Regions from separate parts of the Mus musculus genome. Here region 1 is linked to region 2. Evidence: chromatin loops called from intact Hi-C (ENCODE). Cell type or tissue: gastrocnemius. All regions are shown on one strand.

Region 1 (8,000 bases), 450 kb before region 2:
AGATCTTAATCAAACGCTCTTGTAGGAGGAAGACTTTGTAGCTGTTAACCTTCGTGTTTGCCTCAGTATATGAAAATGACAAAGGCAGAATTTTAAACAAAATGAGGGACAAACACTTGAAGCCTGATCCTTAAAAGCTCTGCTGGATAGGAAAATCTACTATGAAAAAAAAAAATAAGCCATACTTTACACAGTATTGAAATGATAGTTGCTTAAAATGTCTGCAATTATATAGGATTCAAAAGGGCCACCCCCCACTGTTTTCCATTCAGTGGCTGGGATGCACATGGTTGGATTACCACCTGCAGCGCATGCTAGCGGACAGTATACGCAGCTGTCACCGTAGCCCTATAATTATGAAAGTATCTTTCCACTCTTTTACAATTAGAAGGCCCTGTCTTTCTTTCTCCCACTAGGTAATGTTTTTTGTTGGTATCAAGAGCACCTAACTTCCTCTACTTGTTATGGCACTTGTGTCTCGGTAGAATGTAACCAGTCTGTAGGGCGGAGCACTCATTTCTTCGACATCGTTTTTTGGGCGTTTGAGAAACTTCTATAAAAAAAATAAGCTTGCCCATATCACAGAAGAGTCAGTTCCAACTTGGGTCTTTTCACCAGTCCTCAGCTCTGCTGAACCTACAGGGTGGAAGGAGCCATGATGGTTTGTTCTGGAGAAAGAAGTAAATAGGACTTTTTGAAGGAGACGTGCACTATCACGAGTCCAACTCTCTGCGTAGCTTGGATCTCTGTTTCTGGTTGACTTTCAGCCTTGTGGTGTCTTCATGACTGCAATGGGGCTGTTTCTAATTCTATGCTTGTAACTTACATCCTAAAAGAAAAAAAAATGCCTTTCTCAGCAGTGTAGATAATGTAATCCCCCCCCTTTTTTTTTCTTAAATTTTATTTAATTTTTTAACACTCCAGATTTTATCCTCCCCCACTCCGATCCACCCTCAGACTGTTCCCCATCCCATACCTCCTCCTCACCCCCCTCATCTCCACGAGGATGTTGCTATCTGCTACCCCTCAACCCACCAGACCTCTAAATTCCCTGGGGCCTCCAGTCTCTGAGGATTAGGTGCATCTTCTCTGAATCCAGACCCGGAAGTCCACTGCTGTATCTGTGTTGGGGGACTCATATCAGCTGGTGCATACTGCCTGGTTGGTGGTCCAGTGTCTGAGAGACCTCAGAGGTCCAGGTTAATTGAGACTGCTGGTCCTCCTACAAGGTCTCCCTCCTCCTCAGCTTCTTCCAGCTTTTCCCTATTTCAACCACATGGGTCAGCAGCTTCTGTTCTTTGGTTGGGTGCAAATATTGGCATCTGATCTTTACTGTAACCTTTCTTAAAATAGTCTTGTGATGAAGCAAGTCTGAACACTGATCACCAAGTCCCTCCAAGGCTAGGCTATCAAAGTGTCTGAAGAGCAAATGACTTAGTATGGCAAATGTTGTCTCACCTGAGACATCATAATTTGACAGGTAAGCTACATGCGTCATTTTAAACGTTCTAAGAATATATGAAACTAATAAATTGCATTTAATATGTAATATTTTATGTAAATATATACTTAAATTATTCTCAAAGTGTTATTGACATAATTTATATTGAAACATTTTTCATTTAAGTTGAATTTGGAGTACATTTTCAAAATCTATTGCAACTCTGCAGTGTATCACGATTTAAACAAAAATGCACTTCTTTGGCCTGGGGCAGTCACTTAGTGGGTAAAGGGTTTGTGATACAGAGAAAGGACCTGAGCTCAGATTCCACAAACCACAAGGCTGAAAGCAGGAACACCTGTCTATAATCCAAGCACTCCAGTGGTAAGATGAGAGGCAGGTAGAGACAGAAAGCTCACAGAAGCTCTTGGACACAGGCTGGTACGTGCAAGAGCAAATAACAAGAAGAGAGGCTCTCTCAAGGTGAGAAAGCTGTACCTTCATATGTGCTCTGTGGCACAGATGCACTCCTGAACACACACACACACACACACACACACATGCACACACACACATGTACATACATACACACACACTTATGCACACACAAGCACTATACACACACAGGCATGCAAACAGGCACACACACACGTTCACACTCAGTCTCACAAACACACACAGGCAGAAAGAGAGAGAGAGAGAGAGAGAGAGAGAGAGAGAGAGAGAAAGAGCAGACCCACACACATTTTAAGAATCAATTCTTTGCCTGGCAATGGTGGCACCTGTATTTAATCTCAAGCATTTTCGATGCAGTAGTAGGCAGACCTCTGAGTTTCAGGCCAGCCTGGTTTACAGAGCAAACTCCAGGACAGCCAGCGCTACACAGAGAAACCAGGTCTCAACCAAAACTAAACCAAATAAATAAATAAATAAATAAATAAATAAATAAATAAATAAATAGACAAAAACTAAAGCAAAAAACAAACAAGCAACACTAAAAGAAACCCAGCTCTTCAACCATGCTTGCTCCTTTTCAGCTGCTAACTGTCCTGTGTAGCTACTGGATTTCATGGTAGGCATTCCAGATATACTAGAAGTACAATGTCATGTTGCTCAGAGAAAAACAACTGTTACTGGTGAGCAAAACAAGTCACTCCCTCTAGTTTCCTAATTGGCTCCCTTGTTTTCTATCTTGTGACATCCTCTGCATGGACAGAGTAACCATACTGTTCAACCCAGAAGACAACTACTTAAATACCTTTATCATTTAGTTTCAATTAGTTCATGCAAACAGAACTCACAATTAATTAAATACTTCTGTACACAGCCTCAAAGTTATCCTTTCTAAAACTGAAAGTTTATCGCTTAGTCATCCCTTTCAGAGATGACAGTTTTTTACAGCTATACCAATAGAAACACTGGGAACCTTCTGGCTGACCTTACTGGGTCAGTGGGAAGAGTTCGCTATTGGTCCTTAGTGTCCAGGTTCAAGGATGCTAACCATCTTGCAATGGGCAGAACAGCCTTTCTCTAGCTCAAGAGCAACAGGGAGAAAACATTCGTGACAAATTCTTTTAAAACAAGAAAAAAGAGAAGAAAACAATGTTCAGGTTTGTAGAGTTGGACATCTCTTTCACCGCAACTTTGTAAAAGTGGCATTAAAAAGATACAGGAGGGCCAGGGGTGGTGGCTCATGCCTTTAACCCCAGCACTCAGGAGTCAGAGGCAGGCAGATTTCTGAGTCCGAGGCCAGCATGGTCTACAAAGTGAGTCCCAGGACAGCCAGAGATATACAGATAAACCCTGTCTTGAAAAACAAAATCAAAACAAACAAACAAACAAAAACAGGAGGATAATAATTACCTGACTAGTGCAGGGCTTAAGATCTATAATATATTTTAATACCTCAATCATCCCTTTTCATTTTACCTACAAATAGCAATTTATAAAAGTTTTATTCTATGAGCTATCTAAAATCTAAATCTCATGTAAATCTTGAAAGTAGTAAGTATCTAAATGCTGTACATTGAAGGAATTCTAATTTCAGAATATTGGGTAACTAAAAAAAAAAAATACATGAGGACTATAACTGTTTAAAGTTGTTTAAAGTTTAAAATCCTTAGATTTTTAAAGGCAGCACATGGTTACATGATTTTGCATTAAACTAAATTTTAACTAAACGTCTGAGGTTTAATTCTGAAAAGCATTCATGGAAGAATAAAATGTAAAAATTCACTTTAATGAGAATACCAGCCACATATCTTTTGAAATAACATTTGAATTAATATAACTACATTTAGATTTTTATCACATTTGGAATATGAGCACATATTCAAATAGTAATAAAATTGTACTGTTGCTTTAAGAATTTTTTTAATATTTATTGAATGTACTACCAGTAGCTTCAAAATAAAGCAAATATGATTTTGGATATCAAGAAGTTTTCTTTTCAAGAAGAAAAACCAACGTTTTGAAACTATGAAACAAAATGCATGCTTTATGGGGAAACACAAAACATGACATCTTAATGCCATCTATTGTTTAAAATGGGGTCATGCATTAGAAATAATCTCCAAATTGCGTATAAATAAATAGATGTTGTAACTTGTAGCCACTCTGAAAACACACATACACAGACTCACACATATTCAAACCCTAGACATTTTTTCAAAAATTTATATTACTTGAATAATTTGTTCAATAAAAGGAGAAATTCAGACCTCCAGAAGACAAAGATCAAAATCAATTCGTGGCTCAAAAAATGTAAATTTACTTCGAAGTCTACTACAAATTAATGAGCTTAAATATTGTTTATTTCATTAATTATCAACCTGGGTAGAAACCACACCTCCACTATACAGGCCTCCAAATTAAAAGGTCAAAATAACACTCTAAGACGAAGGTGTGATAGTTCATCTGGCCACAAGATGGAGACATTTCACCATTAAAATGCAAATAAGCCCGCACTAGAGAGTGCCCCCCCCCCTTTAAAGAAAATTCTTAAACATAAAACAAATGCTTTTCTCCCTACCTATCGTAAAATGACTACTAGCAAATCTTCCCTCATAATAAGCTTATTTTATAGCTAATTATACCAATTAAGATACACCAAATGGTTTAGTTTTTGTGTGTATGTGTGTGTGTGTGTGTGTGTGTGTGTTTTTTAACATTTTGACAGTTAATCTAAATCTCCAGTAGGTGCAATTTATTAGTGTTTGGTACAGTTTTATATTGCTAAATACAATCTGAATATAGCAAGCTGCAGCCTCTCCAGATTAATACTAAATTAACATCACACATAACTACTCCCCCAAACACTATCCTAGTGGGATAATTCGCCTGAATGCCTTCTGGACCCCACAGCAGTTCATACTCCTGAGATGTCAAATAGCTCTAGGGTCGGTAGAGAAAGGATTGTGCTTGTGTAGAAACACCTATAATGGACAAATAAGACATTCTCCTGACAACTGAAACAGGTTTCATAAGAAAAATCTTTGTGGGTGATATTACTAAGAGTTAAACATTTAAGTATCCCCCAAATAATTCTATAAAATAGTCTTCAATGAGAATTACCAAGGTTGACCCCAGTACAAAGAATTTAAGAAAATAATTATAAATTAAAAATTATAAATTTCTGAGTTCAAGGCCAGCCTGGTCTACAAAGTGAGTTCCAGGACAGCCAGAGCTATACAGAGAAACCCTGTCTCACTAAGAAAAAAAAAAATCAAAGAATTCAAGGAGTTTAAAGACAAGAGGAATGAACACCAGAACACTGGTGTGAACAAGAAGAGGATAGTAGGGCAGGGAGAGGGTATAAGTGGCTTTGGGGATAGCATTTGAAAGGTAAATGAAGAAAATATCTAATTAAAAAATGCCTTTAATAAGAAAAGAAAAAGAGAATAGTAATAACCTCATGATTGAAGTCCAGAAACCCAAACACAGGGCTCCATAAAAGCAAGAAGGCAAATTCATGATGCCGAAAATGCTATATTACTAATCACTGATCACTAAAGAGATAGAAATACCAACGAAAACTTAAGATGAAAGGAAGATGAAATTGAAATTTTTAATTTTCTATTTAGAAGACACAGAAGAAGTCTTCACGGTAGAATGGGTCTAGCAAAAGGCAGCATATCATCAGAAATTGAAAATAGAGTAGTTGAACCACTCAATTAAAGACTATGATAAATCTTTAAAACACACATGCTGTGAATATGAAGAACTATGGGACATGAAAGAACAAAGCTGAAATAGTTGAAGAAGAATCCTACATTAATAGGCTAGACCATATCTGCAACAGGATAAGAAAACATTAAGAAAAATTAGGAGAAAGATATATCTACAAGGATGGAAGAAGCACAAAGAACACCAAATAGACAAGACCAGAAAAGTAACACCCTGTGGAATATTATGGCTAAACGTTAATATAAAGAACAAAGAATGGTTGCAGATCTGCAACCCTATAGGTGGAACAACATTATGAACTAACCAGTACCCCGGAGCTCTTGACTCTAGCTGCATATGTATCAAAAGATGGCCTAGTCGGCCATCACTGGAAAGAGAGGCCCATTGGACACGAAAACTGTATATGCCCCAGTACAGGGGAACACTAGGGCCAAAAAAAATGGGAATGAGTGGGTAGGGAAGTGGGTGGGAGGGTATGGGGGACTTTTGGGATAGCATTGGAAATGTAATTGAGGAAAATATGTAATAAAAAATATTAATTAAAAAAAATCCCCCCCCCAAAAAAAAGAACAAAGAATGGGCACTCAGAGTTGTGGAAGAAAAGCCATAGTCTCAAATAAAAGAAGCCAAATCAAAATAACACCTGAATTCTCAATCAAGCTTTAAATGTCAGAAGATCCTAAAGCAATGTACTCCAAGATCCAAAAGAACACAAGTCAAGCTAGACTATTTTACCCAGCAAAAGTATCCACCTTAATTGAAAGAAAAAGAATAAATTTCCATGATAAAGATAGAATTAAAAAAATATATATCAACCAAGAAGAACTCCACCAGATGCCACATGGCCTGTGCAGCAGAGCACAGGCAAGATGACCAGCCACATGATGGGAGAGTGGGTCTCACACCTCAGTGGAGAAGCACAGTATAACTGGATCTGGTTGAAGTAGTTTCTTGGGGTGAGGGAGTTTGCAAAGGCAGAGGGTGAATAAAAGGAACAAAGAGATAAGGGACAAAGATGATGCGACACTCATTAAAAAAAAAAAAAAAAGAAGTAACAAGTTCACAGGATACAGAATATACTCCTTAGACAAAATGCATTTTATTTGACCAAGTTTCATGTAGTTCATGTAGTTATTTAAATTTGACTCTAAGACTTTAATAAAAATTTGAACCCCAAATATTTAAAAAAATAACCTCAAATTTTAAAAAAATTACGTCCATCAAACCAACCCCAAGAGGGTCAGACCCCTACTGCTGCTGTAGCATCAAAAACATATAAAAGGACTTCAAGACACAGATTAACTTCAATTCTATAATAGTAAGTGATTTCAGTATTTCACTTTCTTTAATAGAAAGGTCCTCTGGATAGATAATAAAAAGAGGTGTATCGTTTTATGAAATCATACATCAAAGGGATCTAACAATTATCTACAAAATATTTCTCCCAAAGACCAGAAAAAAAATTCTACTCAGCAGCCCATGAATGCTTCTCTAAAATTGAACATATATTGAGATACAAAACAAATCTCAAAATATAAGAAAAAAAAAACTGGTAACACATATCCTATCTCAATATGATGCAAAAAAAGCTTAAGATAAAACAGAATCTCCAGAAATTATATGAAGTCACGAAAATTAAAGAATACAGTGCCAAATAACAAAATGGCTCCAAGAAAATTTCAAGAAAAAACAATGTTAAATACCAAGGGGAAGAAAAATAAAGTAATAATTAAAAAAAAAAAAAAAGACACATGAAGGCTTTGGGACACAGTCCTAGGAGGGAAACATATGTCATTAAACCCTGTTTTCAAAATTAGAAAGTACAGATAAGCAAGTTCATCATGTAACTCAAGCCTTTGGAAAAACGAGAGCAAGTCAAACCCAACCCCGTAGTTGAGAAGAAAAACAGGAACAGAAAAGGCAGAAATCAATAAAATAAAAGCAAAATTAGCCTTAAAAACACCAAGAAAACTCAAACTGATAAAATCGCAGAGGGACAAAGAAACATTACAACAAACACCAAGGAAATTTAGGACACTACAATGGAATATTTAAAACCTGTATTTAAAAAAAATCTAAAAGCAAATAACAAGTTCCTTGATGAATTACCAAATCAATTCAAGAAGATATCTATAGCTTAAGCACACTCATGACAAATAAGGATATTAAAACAAGAAAAAGAAAGTTTTACAGCGTGGGAAAAATAAAATACAATCCAGATGGATTTAAAGTGGAATTCTACCAGGTTTTCACAAAAGAACTACAACCAATTATCCTCAAGTCATTCCAAAACAAAAAGAAACATAAAACAACAACAACAACAACAAAAAGCCCAAAATAGAAACAGTACTCCCAAACCCCTACAAAGCCAGCA
Region 2 (8,000 bases):
ATTTGTGCTGTGTGTGTGCGTTAATAATTGTTCCTCACAATAAAATTGAAATGTCAGCATGACTTGACTGTTACACATAGGGAGTCTGCTATGCTGCATCAGCCCATCCTGTATTTGGAGACATGCTCCTTTTGCTGCATAACATGACTCAGCACATGTAGTCATAACTTGAGTCAGCACAAGTCAAGGTTGGAATTTAAATTGTCACATCGACAGTTAAGAGCAGAGAGTATAATTGCTCTTAGATAATTGGTTGCTTATTCTCAGCTAGTTTTTCTCTCTTTTGTTCCTACCCAGGATCCCCTGTGTAGGGAATGGTACCGCCCACAATAGACTGAGTCATCGCACCTCAGTAAACAATTAAAACACCGTGAGAGATGCCCATTGGCCAACCCGATCTAGAAGTTTTTTTTTTTTTTAATTTCCATTTCAATTAGAGTCAGGAACAATCAGCACAACGGGAGGTACAACTACAGCTCGCTGTGGAATGATCAGATTATTGGAAATACCTGATTTTAGAACTATAGTTCTATGAAAATTTTTTTTCTTTAAGACTCTCTCTTCCTTGGTGATGCTAAGTTTTGTTGTGTTGAGAGTTAAAACTAACCAGCACAGATGAGTTAATTTTATGGCAGTTTGTGTAGTGCAAATGCTTGGTACTGTGTTTGTCTCAAAGGTACCACTTTCCAAATAGCTGTTAAGGCAGAATATTGTCACAGTGTCTTACTGTGTTTGCTATGGCTATAACAAAAGGCCACCAACAGGGTAAGCTATAAAGAGTAAGCTTATTATTTGACTCTTGTGGACGTGTACACTGGGTGGTTCAGCGTCAGGAGCAGGGCTTCTTCAGGGCTGCCTGCTGCTTCGTAACATTCTTCGGAATGTTCTGAGGAGAGGAGGGGCAAGAGGAAAAGAGTGTCAAGGTCTCCCTGCTTTTATAACCTTCTCTGAAGTTGATGCATTGCAGGCCACTCAAAGTCCCGTCTCAGCACAACGCGTTAGCAATTACATTTAAACTCTAGTTTCCTAAGGGACTTTGAGTTCCAGGCAAGCGTCTCTGTTTTGTTTTCTGAAGTGAAGGCTGACGTATCCGTTGCTGTTAGGCCAGCTTACAACTATAACCCAGTTTTAAAAGCCCTAAAATCCCGGAGACAGATGGTAAAGTGATTAGGGTTTGTTTTAGGAACCTTGACTCATCAGTGTCTCGGCCCATCTGCGTATTTTGTTTTTTGTTCAACAAATATTCATTGGCTACCTTAATGTTGTAGAGAGTGTTCAGTTTGCCAGTTAAACTAGAATTTAATTTAAACACAAGGAAACAATTTAGTTTTACTCTCTTCAATGTAACTAACATGCTGTTAAAAAGTTATTTTAGTATTTTGTTAGCATTTTCAATAAATGTTCCATTTTTTCTTTTTTAATTAACATAACTGAAAATTTTGTGTATCTATTGAAGAAAAGACGAAGAGACTAATATTTATTTGTGTATTACATATGTGTCTATATGTATGTGTTGTTATAATATGTTAAATGAACTTCACCATGTTATATGTCTTGCAAAATACACAACTCCAATGAATATTTAAAAGTTAATAACACTGTGGGTTTTCTGTCCTAGGAAAATCATTGCTCCTCTTGTGACACGTCATGGAAAGTTGTGGTCCAACTTTTGGGGAGCACTGAGTCCTGATGGGTACTATGCTCGCTCTGAAGATTACGTGGATATTGTTCAGGGGAACAGAGTGTGAGTTGCCTGATGAATCATTTCATATACAATATAGTGACAATATGATCTTACTAATATTACTTTAAAAACATCTTTATCTGTCTTCATTTTGCTTAGGATACATTTGAGAACTTGGAGATCACTTACAGTTACATAAAAACTTTTTTTATTTTTTAAGATCGAAAGGAATCTACATGACTAATAGGACAACTTCATTGTTGTATGATAATACTTGGTTGTCATGTGTACACATCCAGTGGTAGAGAGGAGTAGAACTCTTTCCTAAAGTTGGACAAGAATTTAGTTTATCTAGGTCATTTAATAGCTCTAATAAAACTTGTCTTCATTGTCTTTAAAATTTATAAATACAGAAATAATAATGCAGAAAACCAGAACTTCCACACATTCGCAATTTCATGAGGTGATTTTGTTGGAGCTGGTGGTAGCTTTTAATTTGTCATCTCTGTGTGTAAGATCTAATGTGTACATAAAAAGGTAAGAAACCACTGACATTCAATTGTCATCTTTTAGAGGATTCAAAAAATACAGACGCTATAGAGTACAAATGTACAAGTAATATATACTTTCTAAATGATAGCTGACATTTGCTAAAATTAAAAAAAAATTAGTCTGTCAAGCATCAAAAGAGTTTTTGTTACGGAAATGCTAGGCAAGAATGTCGCTCTTTTTTTCCCCAGATTGTAGGCTAGCATTGCCTGAGTCCTAAGTGCCTCGTCTTAATTATCAAACTCATCAGCTCAGTTTAAATGGGGAATATACTCTGACTTCTAAAAGGAGGTGCCCTTAGATTAAATAACTCATATTTTCCTTGGGAAAATTGTAGCTGTGGCAAGACGTTTTCCTTCTGAAGGTAAAGGTTGACTTAGAAGATTTTCATCTGAAAGATACCAGTGTGATAAAGTTTTTGTTATCTGATAGCATGGTAGGTAAGGGATCAGTACTAAGTCAACTCTGTTTCAGTTACTTTTATTAAGTGTAAAATGACATATAAGTCATATATTTGGTGCTATCCATGGATTTGATGGAAATGAAGGTCATCAAGTGCAGAAGAGTGCCTTCGTGTTGATTGGAGTAAACCATAATTTCTTTGTACACAGTGGCTTCCTGTCTGATTTATCCGTAAGGACCGTGGTCAGTTACTGAGTGCATCTGCATGTGTGCCCTTAGAGGGAAGCATGGTGTATTCCATCACGTTTAGTGTTAGAGTTTACCGGACACATTGTGTAGATCTAAAGGCCTTTTATTGTTTATATTTTTTCATCTAAGTAAGACAAAATGAGGTCTTACACGTCCTTGGTCAGGATTTTTCCTTACTGCTTCCTAAACGTGACAGACGCGGGCCTTGGGGAGCTGATACCAGTCATATAGAGGGAGCCCTGTCAGAATGGGGTGGGGGGGGGCGCAGAGAGAGAAAGGTCTGCAGACACTTACTCTGCAGCTGTGTTTCCTCTCAGCTTTTTCCACAGACGTAAGGAAAGCTCAGGGAATTCCTTGTGAATACCATGTAAGGGTTCTTATTTTTATGTCTACTTATTTATTTATTTATTTTTGCTGTGGTTGGAAGCACGCCCTCAGTCGTAGCCTTTACAAAATCCTGTGGTATAAATACCTCTCTGACCTATATGTCTTGGCTCTGATGTCTGCTCTAGGGAGCTATGCCAGCCAAGGCCAGCACAGCTCTGGTTCTGTGTGAGGGCTTTCGCTCTCGGATGTTCACTGTTAAACAGAAAACAGTCTGTGCGTAGACTGTCGTGACGTAACTGTAACAACCGTGACAGGTAGCAACAGCTACATACAACCTAACTGAAAGTCTATCGAGGGGGAGTAATTTCTCCTAAGCCTCATTAGGATATGTGTATACAATAATTCATATTTGTCAAACACCATCATTATGCTTTACCAGCCAAATAATTTACATATACAAAACCTGAACATTTACAAAGCATTCTTTTTAAAATGTAAGCATGAAGCACATTTTTCTATGTGTGATATTTTTGGAATGTATTTTTTTTTTTAACTTTCAGAGGAATCTGGAATGTCCCATATATGGCTAATGTGTACTTAATTCAAGGAAAGACACTCCGATCTGAGATGAATGAAAGGAACTATTTTGTCCGTGATAAGTTGGATCCCGATATGGCTCTTTGCCGCAATGCTAGAGATATGGTAAGGTCCACCACTGCGGCTCCCGGCAGCGTTCTCATGAGGTGCTTGCTTTTCAGTCCGTGTGTCACTATGTTTGGATGCTCCTTTCTTCCCGATTTGTAAATACTAGCCAATTTTTTTGATCGTAGGGTTTTAAGGAGGATAATTTGTGAACATTTGTAACATAGATTTTGAAATGTTAGACTAGGCTTGTCTCATAAGCAGCCTAAGAAGATTTAATAAAGGCAGAATCCAAAAATAAGCTTTGTTCTTTTAAGAATACTATTTGCTCACATTTGAAAAATTTTAAGTAAAATAATCGAGTTTAGTTAATATTAATTTGAATGAAATTTACTTTACATATTTGATAAGCACATAATCTTCTGACATCAGTAGCTGTTTTTCTGAGTGTACTCTATAATATTATTGATGGTATACTCTTATGAAGCAGGCTCCCTAGACTATAAAGATAGTATATGTAATATATTTGGAGCTGATGGTGTATTAGTGTTTTAGAAATGTACTTTTACAATAAAATGTAAATGCTTATAGAAAATAATTTTTCAAAATGTGCAAATATGTTTTAATTCAGAAAACATATTTATAAGATTTTCTGTTTCAGATATTGTTATTTTGTTCCTGAATTTATATGAGCAGCCATGGCCTTAGGAATATCAGAAAAGTTGGCAAGTGTTTTTCCTTAGTTTAACAAGGCATGTTTTCCAGAATGTTTGTACTGCCTGTGTATCTGTGTGCACCCCCATTGAACACCCTCAGGACCTTTGATTGTATTTGTGTGCTCATGTTTGGCTGATTTCACTCAACAGCGCATCCGGAATGGCCTCTTACTCATTATTTTTTTCTGTTGTCTTAATTATGTGTCTAATGAAGTTTTGCTAAGGAATGAGCTTGGATCTGTGTCTCACCAAACACGTTAAAGTGAAGCAGCAGGGAAGGCTTGAGGCTCTCGTGTGCTCTGTAAGCTTTGCTTGTTCTGCATGCCGTCTAGGAAGGGCATTTCACAGTGTCAGTTTTTATCCAGGCTGCTGTATTTATTTACCAAGATGCCTCCCTCACACATGGGTGTGCAGATCAACTGACCCGATGCTTCTCTTCATTTTAGACCTTACAAAGGGAAAAAGACTCCCCTACTCCGGAAACATTCCAAATGCTCAGCCCCCCAAAGGTGTCATTTTTATTTATTTTTACTAAATTTTTTTTAATGTAATTGTTAGATATGCTGTGTTGAGTGGCAGTAAAGCCACCCCATAATAGCCTCCTTTGCACTGATTGGTAAAATGTTGGTACTCATGGGATCCTTTTCTGCTCGTATGTGTGTTGTGGGATTTTGGAGGACTGTTGCTGGATAGTCAGCTCTTGGTTGATGAAAGTAATTTGCATTTTATAATTAGCAGGTGAGAGAAATAACAGATACTTTCACTTACTGTTGTAAGGTTTGGGCATGCTCTGAAGAGGAGAAGGAAGTAGGCTGAAAGTTCATCTCCATTAGAGATGAGACCTGGCCACTTGCTGATGTGTGTGTTTGCTACTAATCCTTCTTATAAGAAAAACAGGTACAAAGAGACTTCCTTGACCCAGTGGTGTCTGCCACATTGACTGGGTTTAGGGCGAAGACAGAAGACGTCCCTCTTAGACCCTGGCAGGGCCTACAGAGCTGTGGGTGCTGAGTCAGAACAGTAGAGGAGTGCTGCACTGAGCAAGAACTTTGACATCTCGAGCTCCATAAAATGCTTTGAAAGGAAATAAAGAGAAAAAGAAGACACACTTGATTGCCTGTTGATGTCTGGAATGTTTTCTGCTTTCCCCATCTGTGTCTAGGATTATTGAGAGAGTAACAGAGTGGCCCCGAAGCCCAGTCCTCTCTTTCAGTTGACACTTAGTGCTATTTTCTGTGTTGTGTGAATTTATAACACTATTTATTTTAAATAATGCATGTTTTATGAAAATCAAAATGTAGTTACAAATGAAGTATTACAAAAGTTGAAATTAATGCATTTTATATATTTTTCCCATGATTAAATGTTCAGTGCTTTGAGAGTAATACTCCCTTTTTTCTGGTACATAGGGTGTGTTTATGTACATTTCTAACAGACATGAATTTGGACGGCTGATATCAACTGCTAATTACAACACTTCCCATCTTAACAATGACTTCTGGCAGATTTTTGAAAATCCCGTGGTATGTTCGTGTTCAACTCCCTTGTTGTTTATCTTCCTGTCAAATTAAATGGACATAAATCATGCACTAATATCGACACATAAATATTTTTAAATGGGTACAGTTGTGTTTTATGATCTGCGATAGTTCTAAATTTGACCAAGAACTCATTCAAATTAAGACACAGTTATCTTAAAGGAAAGCAATTTATCAATTTCTTTGCTTTCTCCCACTATTAAGCATAATTTTAAAAATATAAATAACAATTTTTAAAGGGGGTGGAGAAAGACCTTAGTGACTTGGGGTTAGAACTCTACGCTAGCATCAAATGTATTAAGTTCATCCCTAGCTGCGCCCCCACCCTCACACACACACACACACACACACACAAAATATCACAAGTTAGCTTGGGGAAACACCCAGTATTTAATTAAAGCTGCTTAGTGTCATAATACTTAGTAAAGTAATCTGACAGTTTTATAAAAATGTTTGCTAAGATAACCAGAGGACAATGTAGAGTAAAACTGTCTCCCATATAAGGTAATATACCCTTAAGTTGAGGAAATTTGAGTCAGATAGTTATGGCGGCTGGTTTTGAACTACAGGGACCTTGTTCACCAGTAGCACTGGCACATAGATCTAAGAAAGCTTTCTTGAATAGTCATTTCCGTTACCTTCTTAAGCTCTCTTCCCCTCCCTCGCCAACAGTAAGCTTTAAATTACAAAGACTCAGACCTCCTGATGGGAGTAGTCTTTGATTTTTTGAAAACTAGCAGGATTCCAGAAAGAGCAACTTTGAGCACTGAGTCCTCTGTTGGATTAAAAAAAAAGAAACATCTTTTTGTTATTGTGGTATTTCAAAGGTGCATTTGTCTTCTTTTCCTTGTGCGTCTTCAGCTTTAATGAGGTCGAACTAGAAATGGTTCTCTTTTCTTATGGAGAGAATAGAGTCTACGGGCTTAACTCTGCTTCTGAATTTTTGAGAGTTTTGAGGGATAGCACTACTTGGTTATAGCTTCCCGGTGAACTTTCGTTCCTGTCCTTCATTGCCTGTATTCCTGTAGGAACTCAGCTCTCCTGAGCAGTATGTGCTGAGCAAGTAGGCTCTGCTAACCTTGGCATGGTCTTGCTCATTCTTTCATACTTCAGTCTGAAGATGTTCAGTGACAGAATACTTAGAGTTTTTCCCATTTTCAGAATTTCTAAAAGATAAGTGAGATTATAATTGACTTGATGACTAGAAGGATGTTTTTACATGAAGAGTTTATGTCACTGCCCAACATAAAACGTTCAGGACGTTAGCATCAACAAATTAAACATGATGGCTCAACCCAACTGGAATTTAAGGTTTTTTTTTCCCTATCCTTAATGCTGTGAGCTACATTCCCAGTTTTGTTTTTTATGTTTACACACCACATGTTAAATATCAGAAAAAAATTGCATGCAGATCTACCTACCCATTATAATATTGTTCAATTTTAATAGCCTGAGAAATGAAACTTTATAAATAAAAGGCTTGATTTCATGGGGTGTACCCATACACAGAACCAGGCCAGGATTAAAATATAAACTGGTTTCTGAAAATTACTATTAATTTTCTATTTCTATTACTATTCTGAAAATAGTAATTTTCAGAAACTTACAAGTTTCTTGAACTTACAAGTTATTAGAGTATTTTTATAAAGTATACTTATTTATGGAACAGTTATTTGTTTAAATGTGTTCTTTTTTTCCTTAGGATTGGAAGGAAAAATATATAAATCGTGATTATTCAAAGATTTTCACTGAAAATATAGTCGAGCAGGTTTGTACTAATAATTCTACTTTATAGAGTGTTCTTCCTCTAATTTCCACAAAATCTTAAGCAACACGGAATGAACAGAAAATTTAAATATGGAGAAAGTATTGGTTAGGCACTATTCATTAGGT

Evidence for each region. A loop is a pair of places that touch in the nucleus more often than their neighbours do. Peaks named below come from ENCODE experiments on the same cell type or tissue, not always from the same donor. Only the 100,000 strongest peaks of a DNase experiment are listed, where the experiment ranks them.
Region 1: a loop joins it to region 2, with 2.8 times the contacts of the local background. A loop is called at or near these places in 21 of 42 quality-filtered maps.

What each region holds. Positions count from the first base shown.
Region 1 is chr9:92,143,390-92,151,389 of GRCm38, forward strand. It overlaps Gm46147 (a long non-coding RNA gene), which reads right to left. Exons shown (of 3, transcript XR_001779352.2): 3 at 1-829. Among named protein-coding and RNA genes, the nearest start is that of Gm46147, 28 kb to the right of the region's middle. In gastrocnemius, a CTCF peak has its summit at 4,363 (motif pointing right); a DNase peak (open chromatin) is centred at 4,365.
Region 2 is chr9:92,596,970-92,604,969 of GRCm38, forward strand. It overlaps Plod2 (procollagen lysine, 2-oxoglutarate 5-dioxygenase 2), which reads left to right. Exons shown (of 19, transcript NM_011961.3): 12 at 1,619-1,744; 13 at 3,772-3,913; 14 at 5,979-6,092; 15 at 7,810-7,875. Among named protein-coding and RNA genes, the nearest start is that of B430319G15Rik, 58 kb to the left of the region's middle. In gastrocnemius, no CTCF peak of the experiment used is centred here; a DNase peak (open chromatin) is centred at 3,387; H3K27ac peaks cover 1,366 bases.